2 separate regions of the Homo sapiens genome follow, and region 1 is linked to region 2. Evidence: chromatin contacts called from ENCODE Hi-C or POLR2A ChIA-PET data. All regions are on one chromosome and are shown on one strand. The core of a region is the stretch at or near the end of the contact, and the rest is flanking DNA. Distances in the headings are between cores, read along the strand shown. Region 1 has its middle 34 kb from the start of SLC9A7. Region 2 holds the start of KRABD4 (KRAB domain containing 4).

Region 1 (5,522 bases), core at 2,645-5,144, 340 kb before region 2:
TAAGCAAAATGTGGTATATACATAGAATGGAATACTATTCAGCCTTAAAAAGGAAGGGGCCGGGCGCAGTAGCTCATGCCTGTAATCCCAGCACTTTGGGAGGCCAAGGCGGGCGGATCACCTGAGGTCAGGAGTTCAAGACCAGCTTGGCCAACATGGCAAAACCTCGTCTCTACTAAAAATACAAAAATTAGCCGAGCATGGTGCCGGGTGCCTGTAATCCCAACTACTAGGGAGACTGAGGTGGGAGAATCGCTTGAACCCAGGAGGTAGAGGTTACAGTGACCCGAGATTGCGCCATTGCACTCCGGCCTGGGTGACAAGAACAAAACTCTGTCTCAAAAAAAAAAAAAAAAAAAGAAAAGAAAAGAAAAGAAAGAAAGAAAGAAAGAGAAAAAGGAAGGCAATTCGACACATGTTGCAACATGGATGAACCTTCAGGACATTGTGACAAGTGAAATAAGCCAGTCACAAAAAAAGATAAATAGTGTATGATCCCACTTATATGATGTACCTAGAGTAGTCAAATTCATAGAGACAGAAAGTAGAAGGTGGTTACCAAGAGCTGAGGGGAAGGGAAAATGGAGAGTTGGTGTTTAATGGATAATGGATATACAGTTTTAGTTGTTTTTTGTTTTCGTTTTTTTTTTGAGATGGAGTCTTGCTCTTGTTGCCCAGGCTGGAGTACAGTGGCGTGATCTCGGCTCACTGCAACCTCCACCTCCTGGGTTCAAGTGATTCTCCTATCTCAGCCTCCCGAGTAGCTGGGATTGCAGGCGCCCGCCACCACACCCAGCTAATTTTTGTATTTTTAGTAGAGACAGGGTTTTGCCACATTGGCCAGGCTGGTCTTGAACTCCTGACCTCAAGTGATCCACCTGCCTCAGCCTCCCAAAGTGCTGGAATTACAGGCATGTGCCACCGCACCTGGCCTTACAATTTTCGTTTTGCAGGATGAAAATGTTCTGGAGATTGGATGCACAACAATGTGAATATATTTATCGATACTGAACTATATCCTTATAAAGAAATGATTAGGATAGTACATGTTGGTAGGGGTGGTGGCTCAGGCCTTTAATCACAACACTTTGGGAGGCTGAGGCAGAAGGGTCACTTGAGCCCAGGAAGTCAAGACCACCCTGGACAACATAGTGAGGCGAGGTGTCTCACACCTGTAATTGCAGCACTTTGGGAGGCCGAGGTAGGTGGATCACAAGGTCAGGAGTTCGAGACCAGACAGGCCAACATAGTGAAACCCTGTTTCTACTAAAAATACAAAAATTAGCTGGGCGTGGTGGCGGGCACCTGTAGTCCCAGCTACTTGGGAGGCTGAGGCAGGAGAATCGCTTGAATCCGGGAAGCAGAGGGTTGCAATGAGCCGAGATTGCACCACTGTACTCCAGCCTGGGTGACAGAGCAAGACTCAGTCTCAAATAGAGATAATAATCATATTTTTTTTTAATTAGCCAGGCATGGTAGTGCGTGCCTGTGGTCCCAGCTACTCAGGAGGCTGAGGCAGGAGGATACCTTGAGCCCAGGAGATCAAGACTACTGTGAGTCATGATCGTGTCACTGCACTGCTGCACCTGGGTGACAGGGTGAGACCTTGTCTCAAAAAAAAAAAAAAGTACATTTTATGTTAAGTGTGTTTTACCACAAAAAAAAAAACAAAAAACTCTCCAGCCCAGCCTGACCAACATGGTGAAACCCCGTCTCTACTAAAAGTACAAAAATTAGCCAGGCGTGGTGGCGCGTGCTTGTAATCCCAGCTACTCAGGAGGCTGAGGCAGGAGAATCACTTGAACCAGGGAGGCGGAGGCTGCAGTGAGCCGAGATTGCACCACTGCACTCCAGCCTGGGTGACAGATCGAGACTCTGTCTCAAAAAAAAAAAAAAAAAGAAGAAGAATTAGATTCCATTCCAGGCAATGTGGTAGAACAGGACGCAACATCAAATTAGTATAAATAATAATAATACCTCACATTTAAATGGCACTTTACAATTTACACAGTTCTATTGTGAAATACCTTACCTTGTTAAGTTCTCCTAGCAACTAGGATGGAGTGGGGTGGGTCTCTGTGTTCAAAGTGCATAGGCTATAGGAAGGGTGATTAGGAAAGTGGAGGATGAGTGGGCTAACAAGGCATAGAGAGACAAATGCTAGAATTGATGAGTGAATACAGAAGAAATGGAATAGAAAGATGCAAAACAACCAGCTCATGATCTACCTGATTCCTCTGTTTTTCCTTGGATGTGATAGGGGGTAACCATACTCTTGTGTATTCAAATGTTTCCTACTGTTTCTAGGCCCCGTTTTTCATAAGCTCTGTTCCAAGAAGCAGTACTGCTTCCTAGTCAAAGGTGCCCCAGTGTTCAAAGTTTGGCCCTACCCCTTCCTGATTACATGATCTTGCGCAGGTTACTATCTCTCGGCTTTAGTTCTCTATGTGATAATAATAGTTCCTGCCACCTCTAAGCCTTCAATACATATTTTCTCCATTTCATTTTCTCAGCCCTGTAACCTCAGGATCAAATGCTGCCTACTGACTGAAGTGACAAAGAATACCTTTTTGAGGTTTTTCTTCTTTCAACTTGTCCTACCATAGTATTATCGGGAAGATCCCCCAATATCATCCCCCAATATCATTAAGTAGGAAGAGAAATTGTTTGCAATATATAGGTTTCATGTTAAGTAAAAATTGTTGACGTCAAGGGTTTAGAAGAAAACAGTTTGACTGGAGTCAAAAGTCACTTTTCTTCTAAGTCACTTTTCAGAGGTGAGATGGAAACCTTGAGGTATGTTTCTGGCAAGTGATCTCCAACAATTTCTCTAAAGTATCTGATTAGAATAAGTAGGGAGACATTATAGGTAATAAGGTAGATATTTTCCTTAATCCAACCCCTAGAATTTAAACCATATTGAGCACCAGGAAAATTTCGCTCTGCAATTTCCCGAGGCATTTTACTTGTTACATTGGGTACATTATGACCTGTTGAAGATGGTGGTTTTCAGTTCCTTCCATTTAATGAGTCTTTACATTCTAATTAAAACCGAAAGTGGAATTCCTCACTTCTTCTGTTTGTTAATGATATAAATTATCTTAGCTGCTATGAAAATAAAAGGACTTCCTTCATTTGGATTGCTCAAACACTGATATTCACGCTCACTTGGAGGTATCTGGAAACATTATCTAAATGAGATTATTTTATCCAGAGAGAAAATTCTTAGCTTTAAAAGCTATTTAACTAAGATGGCTTGATATATTTTATGACTAACGCAACTGGGCCAACCTGTATCTTATGTTTAGTCAATGCAAAATGAAACAAAAATCCAGTGCCAACCAGATTAAATTGCAAAACATGCACACAGTATTTTGGATCAGGAACTAAACTTGTGTGGTTAATGACTAATTTCCTACATCCTCTGAGGCATCTACATGCTTGGATTTTTTTAGAATGGCTGGGCTTCATTTGTCACAAACTTGCCTCTTGAAGCAAAGCACACAGTAGACCTCCAAAAACTAGGCTTTAAATCTAGAAATTCTACTTTTTAATTCTTCCAAAGGAAGAATTTCTTTGAGTCATTTCCAGGTCCCTGCAGAGCCAAAAGACACACAGAACATATTCTATAAGCGTGCACAGGCTGTCCAGAGCATTTATCATTGCTCATAGTAAGCTTTGTATCCTGCGTGTTCTGGCTACCTAATTGCTTGGTAATAAATTACCCCAAAACTTCGAGGCTTACAATAACCACCTTATTATGCCCACTAATTTTGTGGGTCAGGAGTTCAGACAAAGCACACAGTGGGAGTCCATTGTCTCTGCTCCACGATGTTTAGGGCCTCAGCTGGGAAGACTTGATGACTGGGGTGACTCAGCGGCTGGGGGCTGGAACCACAAGGAAGTATCTCCATTTACGTGTCTGAATGTTGGCTGGGACCTCAGCTGAGAGTGCTGACTAGAACACCTCTATGTGACCTTTCCATATGGCCTGGACTGTCCCACAGCATGGTGGCCTCAGGATAATCCAACTTTTTACATGGTGAATTAGGGACTCAAAAGTCAAAGTCCCAGGGAAGAAGTCAGGAGCTGCCTCGCCTTTTCTGGCCTAGCTTTGGAAGTCATGCGGCATCATTTCTTCCTCTTTCTAGCGGCTACAAACCAGTCACAATCCTGTCCCAGTTCAAAGAAAAGGTGCATAAGCCACACTTCTCAATGGAAGAAGAATCAAAGAATTTGTGGACATATATTTATTTATTTATTTGAGACAGTCTTGCTCTGTCACCCAGGCTGGAGTGCAAGGGCATGATCTTGGCTCACTGCAACCTCCGCCTCCCAGCTTCAAGTGATTCTCCTGCCTCAGCCCCTCCCCCCACCCAGTAGCTGGGATTACAGGTGCCCACCACCACACCCAGCTAATTTTTGTATTTTTAGTAGAGACGGGGTTTCACCATGTTGGCCAGGCTGATCTCAAACTCCTGGCCTCAAGTGATCCGCCTGCCTGGGCTCCCAAAGTGCTGGGATTACAGGCGTGAGCCACCGCACCCGGCCTGTGGACATGTTTTTAAATTGCCACAACATGTTAAGCTCTATGTGTTTATAGCTGCAAAGTTATGTCATGATTCCCAAATAATAAATCAGACTGGACAAAAATGACGGAAAAAAAAGAACTCCAATCTCAGAGGTGACTGAAAGAAACACTGTAGAATTGCTGTCAGAGACTGAGCTTGGGGCCCTGCATTTAAGATTGATTCAGGAGGGCCGGGTGCAGTGGCCCATGCCTGTAATCCCAGTACTTTGGGAGACTGAGGTGGGTGGATCGTCTGAGCTCAGGAGTTTGACACCAGCCTGGGCAACATGGTGAAACCCCGTCTCTACTAAAAATACAAAAAATTAGCTGGATGTGGCAGTGTGCAGTTGTAGTCCCAGCTACTCAGGAGGCTGAGGCAGGAGAATCACTTGAACCCAGGATGCGGAGGCTGCAGTGAGCTGAGATTGCACCACTGCACTCCAGCCTGGGCGACAGAGTGAGACTCTGGCTCAAAAAAAAAAAATTGATTCAGGCAAACCTATAGGAGCAGGAACTTAAGCGTTTTAAAGGAACATAAGGTCTCCAAATTGCTGTCTGTGGTTAACACTGTCATCCACCTCTCAGGTCTCCCACCAAGGAGAAACTCGTCCCAGTTGCTAGGACAGCTATAGGTAGGCAGCCTTCAGCTCTTGGCCCTTTCAGAGATTGCCTCAGTTGCAGAGTCGCCCCGTTCAAGGTGATGACGCACCTCCTGGTGGCTCATATCCAGTGACTGATGGATGCGGGAATATAAGGCCTGGTCTTTTTGGCCCAGCCTTAGACAACTCTGAAGGGTCATTTTATTTCTATCGTTTCTCATGAGGCTGGTTGAGACCGTTGGGCCTATTTTGCAGCTTGACTTTTCTGTCTGACCTGTTCTCCATCCTTCCCTTTCCATTGCAGGTGTTGTCTGTAAGGACGCTCTTTAATAAATATCTTGCGAACTAAGCTT
Region 2 (5,467 bases), core at 29-2,528:
GCTTTGCTTTGTCTCAGCTGAAGTGAGGGACAAAGGCCACTATGGGTCCAGCTCTTCTAGGACCTGCTATCCTGTGAGCCTCCTTTCTCTGCCCTGAGGATCTGGGTCTGGGCTCTGGGCTGAGGCTTCTCCTCCAACTCGCCTCAGCTCAGCGTACCTCTCTTGTGTCCAAGGCCGCAGGACCAAGGGATTCAGAGACAAACACGCCCCAGTTGAGGCCATCACTATAGCACCAGATCTCTGCCTGTGACCCAGGGAACTCACCTCCTTCTGAGGCCTCAGCCTAAGTCTTCTGAGACTAAGTGAGGAAGCTGGGGCACAGATAAACTGGAGTCTGAAGTCGGTGAGCAGTGGTCTCAGGTCTGCACTCTGACCCTGGAAACACAATGACCACAGGAGATTCAATTAGCAACACCTATGCTCCCTTCCATGCAGTGAAGTTGAGTAAAACCCAAAGGTTTTACCCAGCAGAAGAGGGACAATGCCTCATTCTAGCTTTAAGAGTTAACATTGATTCACAGCTCAATTATCCTCAGTGAGCGAAACCCTGCCTTCCTGAGTCCGGGCTTTGGAATCAACTGACTGACTGCTGTGCCACTTTTATTCACTGAAGAAATGGGTGCCTTCCTTCCATGAGCCCGTTCTCCGTGCTGGAAATACATCAGGGAACAAAATCTCAAAGTCCCAGCTCCCGCAGAGTTTCTAGTCCAGCGGGGGAGACACACAGGAAACAATAAACATGATAAACGAAGCACAGGAAAAGAAAAAAAAGATTCCTCGGGTTTGCTACCTACGTGACTTTGGACAGGTTGTCAAGCCACACTGAGCCATTTTCTCTCTATAACACGAAAATAATCATCGTAACACCTCACAGGGCTCCTGTGAAGATTAATGTGAAACATTTGCAAGGTTGCCTGGCATTTTTAGGCGCTCAGGAAACAGGCGCGGAGTGACTCAATCAGTCACTCGCTGGCCCTGAACCTCGTCCCCAGCACTCACGCCCACAGGCCTGCGGGTCTCAGGGAACCGGACCCTGGTCCTGGCTCAGAGGGTCCTGAGAGCAAGGGGCCTGTCTCAGGCGGGGAAGTGGCCTGGAGGATGGGCTTTTGAGCTGGGCTGTAGAGCCACCCTGTCACCCACAAAGGCGTTCACCCATGGCCCCATGACCCCACGACCCCGTCAACCCCCGCCCCCATCAAAACCATCACCACCTCCGCGTCCCTCTTACTTCACCGCCAAGAGCCTGAAACCTCAGAGGCCGCTGACAACAGCCAGTGTGAACTAGGGACCGCCCTCCCGGGTCAGCGGAGCACTTCCGCTTCCCACCGCCCCCTGGGAACGCGGGATGGGGTCGGAGTGTGTCGCAGCGCCGCGCACGCGCAGTAGCACGGGGGTGGGTGCGCCACCGCCAATGGCCAAGATGGCGGCTTCCAGGGACCCCGTGTTTCTGATAGTGTTCGGCTTGAGGACAAAAGCGTGTGACCATTTTCCGTGGCGAGTGGTACAAAAGGCCCAGGGCGTCATCCCTTGCCGGCGAGAGGCGAGCGGACTTTCCAGCGGCCTAGCTCCCGCCCGCAGGGAGGCCGAAGTCCCCCTTGTCCCCCTTCTCCCATTTCGTCCTCCTGCATCGCGACCCTCCCAGTCGCTGCGGCATTGGGTGTTTGTGTCCCTCCGTCCTGAAAGCCATTGTTCCCGCTTTTTTACCCTCCTGGGAATAGGAAAAAGAGTCGCGCCTCCGGCGCCAATAGCGCTCGGAGGCGTGGCCATCTAGGGTCCAGGCTGGTCTCAGGGAACCCGACCCTGGGCCTGGCTCTCAGAGAGTCATGGGAGCAAGGGGTCTGGCTCAGCCGGGGAAGTGGCCTGGAGGATGGGCTTTTGAGCTGGGCTGCAGAGCCAGCGATCTCTTGAAATGAGGAAAGAAACCCTCATTCTGATTTTTCTCTACGCAATAGAGGGGCTCCAATTCCTGAGATCCTAGACACCCTGGGAGAATCTGGATTTTACTTTTTTGAAAACGCACTGTAAATAGCAAAGAGGTGTTTTCTGTGAGATTGCCAGCCAGTGGCAACATGGTCCCCTAAAAAGGCCTGTAATGGCCTTGAGGAAAGTTTTCTGTTTCCTGTCTGGGCCTGGGGGAAACAGACGAAGTGTGTTCTCCATCCTTCTGTGCCTGCCTAGTCACCAAGCAGGCTTCCTTGGGTCAGGCATGGCAGGGTCTCCACCAGGTACAAAGCAATCCCTTCTGTGCTGGAGCCAACTGGTGCCAGACACTGTTTATAGATGAAAGTGTTAAAGCTGATCATGGAATCCATCAGATATGTATTTAATTTCCATTTGAACATGGGTCTTTCTCCTTTTTCTTTTTCGCTTTCTCCTCTGCAGGTTAACTTGCATTCCCCAGGTAGTTTGAATGAGTCTCAGCCCAAATTTGCAAACTCAGTACAGCCATCCCCTGGGAAGTTACCCTGTCTAAGCCTCCTGTACAAGTCCTAGGAAAAGAACCTGTTTTCCTTTGGGCATGTGAGCAGTGAATTATTGCTCATTCAGAATTTCATGTGTATGTGTTGCTGATGGCCAGGTTTAGAGAAACCAACCTATTTATTTTTAGAGGAGAGGTGAACTGATAACATTCTTTTCAGACATCACTATCACGAGGCAGGAAAGGGCTAATAGTATGACAGTGTCCTGAGGACAATAGAGAAACTGCAAACTGCAGAAGCACCTGGTCTGTGGCCCTGACCAGCATCTCTCCATTTCAGGATATGGAGATTCTGCAGGAACAGGTATTTCTTCAGAAAGAGAAGGGACTGATATTTTAGATGTGACCAGATGCAGGGCACGCTCTTATTGCCATGCCAGCATTTGCTATTCATGATGTTAGTATTCAAAAATTAAGAAACACCCTGCCTCGGCCATTGGTGTCTACTAATCCATTGGAAGAGAAGACTGGAATCCACCACTTGCTAGCTTCTTGGGTCTCATTCCCCCGCTTTCTCCCATAGCTGAGGACCACCTAACCTAGATGGCTGCTGTAATTGTTCAAAGGAACATCTTTAGAGCCTGAAGCCCAGGAATAGCCCGTGGCAGGCACCTGGTAAATGTTAGTTTTCACTGCCTCTCCCAACACTATGAAACATGCAGCACTCTCTGCAACTGACCCTGTGGATTTCCATAGGCAGGAGAATATCCAGTGTTAAGTGGAGCTGGTATTTTCAGAAATGAAGCCCCTTTCCTTATTTGTGCCAGCCCGTTTTGTCTTAGGCATATGTGCATTGCATTATTGCCCACTCTGTATTTTATTTGCATCTGTAACGATGGCCAGGTTCAGAGATACCACCCTATTTACTTCTAGAGGAAAGGTGAACTGATAACCTTCTTTTCTCATATCATTATCTCTAGGTAGGAAAGGGTTAATAGAGTTAGTGTGACAGTGTAGTGTGGACAGCATAGAAACCTCCCCAACCTCCACCCGCCCGCAAGCTGCAGAAGTACCTGGTTTGTGGCCTTTGCCAGCCTCTCTTCATATCCCGATTCTGCAGGAACAGGTGCTTGAACATTAAGAGAAGGGGCTGAATCTTTGGATGGGGTTTCATGAAGGGCACACCGTTATTGGGATGCTAGCATTTGCCATTCATGACATTGGCATTCGGGTATCATGAAACACAGGAAGGTTTTTCCAACCCCCCACTGTATTGACTGTTGGGATCTACTAATCCAATAGAAGAGAAGGCTCAAATCCATCATTTACTGACCCGTTGGGCTTAAGTTCCCTCCTCTTTGCCATAGCCAAGCACCACCTGTCCTAGATGGCTCCTGTTTTGTTCAGAGGAACATCTCTAGAGCTGCAGGCCCAGGAATAGCCCTTGGCAGGCATCTGGTAAATGGTGTTTTCATTTTCCTCTCTCCCACACTATGGAACATGCTGGTGCCCCTTTTGGACTTTTCCATACTGTGGGCTTCCCTTTTGCCATTTCCTTGCACAGTTGTGCCTGTGCCTGGCACCAGCTTTGCCCAGGATCACCACTTGTATCCACCTGCAGACATTTTTAAATGCATAAGTTAGGCCTCTTATTGAGTTGAAATTTATTTTATTCCTGATGCTACAATATTATTTGCATTGATACCCAGTCCACAATTTGTTTCAGTCATCCTGGTGGGGTGGGCCTTCTGAAATCCAGTTTGAGCCTCCCTGTAGCAAAAGACTTGCAAGGTTATTTGTCAGGAAGTTCCAGACCTTAGCAGCAGTTACTGCAAGGCACTGCTGGGCTTTTTCCACATCTGAAGGGCAGAGGTCCTGAGTAATTGCAGTGGGCAGGAGCTGAGTCATGCTTGGTTTCTTGCTGTGGTTTGGTATGTTGCTAATGATCCCTGGAACCTGCCTCTTTCTAGATCCTTTCCCTCCAGTGAGTGTGGTGACAGGCCCATCAGGCAATGCCTTGATGACATTCCACTCTTTGAACTGTGTGAGTTCCTGTAGGGAAAGGAAAGCCAGTTGCAAGTGCTCATCTCCTACCTGGATGGCACTGCTCTGTATATGGCTGCCCTGTGGATTTTCACAGGGAAGGGAGTATCTAGACTTGAGTGTAACTGGAATAGACAACAAAGAAATGGGGAATACATGCAAGGGAACTGGTTGATGGCCTAAGTTAACACCATGAAGCCAATCTCATGCCTGTCTGGTGGTTCAGAGGTTAGAGCTCCAGTCTTTGAGCAACTGTGCCCATTGTTGAGAAGTATGTATACTATGATAAACACCAAAGGTGGGAGTCTTCAGCTAGCCTCCAGGTGGCTCTATTTTAGAGGTCTCTCTCTGTTCCTGAAAGATGGTACAGGAAGTCAGAGTATAATAAGATGTACAGTGAATTTAGATGATGCCAGGCCTTGTGCTATGTGATTTACATTAATTACTTCATTTTAAAATCTTTTTTTTTTTTAGACAGAGTCTCGCTCTGTCACCCAGGCTGAAGTGCAGTGGTGTGATCTTGGCTCACTGCAACCTCCACCTCCTGGATTCAAGCGATTGTCCTGCCTCAGCCTCCCAAGTCGCTGGGATTACAGGCGCGTGCCACCATACGCAGCTAATTTTTGTATTTTTAGTAGAGACAGGGTTTCGCCATGTTGGCCAGCTGGTCTTGAACTCCTGACCTCAGGTGATCAGCCCGCCTCAGTCTCCCAAAGTGCTGGGATTACAGGCATGAACCACCGCACCTGGCCCATTTTAAAATTCTCAATGTCTGTCATTATTATGATACCCTATCTTACAGATAAAGAGACTGAAGCCCACAGATATCAAGCAACTCACCAAAAGCTTCATAGCTGATAAACGAACTCAAGATTTAAGGTTAGCCAGTTTGGCTCCAGAACATACACCATTGATCTTGACACCATTCTGTAGTTACTAGAGCACCCCATTTACAAAAAAAGGATCAGGGTGATTACATGACTTGCTCAATTTGGACAGCCAGTG

Evidence for each region. A loop is a pair of places that touch in the nucleus more often than their neighbours do. ChIA-PET counts read pairs that join two places held with the same protein, here RNA polymerase II (POLR2A). Pooled maps may share reads with other maps.
Region 1: a loop to region 2 is called in a pooled map, with 3 times the contacts of the local background. The contact joins the enhancer-like site here to the promoter of KRABD4 in region 2. A Hi-C loop is called at or near these places in 4 of 37 single-sample maps with no recorded cell type and 9 of 50 pooled maps. POLR2A ChIA-PET finds 5 or more read pairs at or near these places in 1 of 52 experiments (OCI-LY7).

What each region holds. Positions count from the first base shown.
Region 1 is chrX:46,790,488-46,796,009 of GRCh38, reverse strand. No RefSeq gene overlaps it. Among named protein-coding and RNA genes, the nearest start is that of SLC9A7, 34 kb to the right of the region's middle. Within about 2 kb of position 3,894, at least 14 of the 41 ENCODE cell types and tissues checked have a DNase peak (open chromatin) inside an H3K27ac peak, as active enhancers do.
Region 2 is chrX:46,443,108-46,448,574 of GRCh38, reverse strand. It overlaps KRABD4 (KRAB domain containing 4), which reads right to left and starts at 1,278. Exons shown (of 6, transcript NM_001129898.2): 1 at 1,229-1,278; 2 at 265-375. RefSeq lists an enhancer at 1,042-1,699.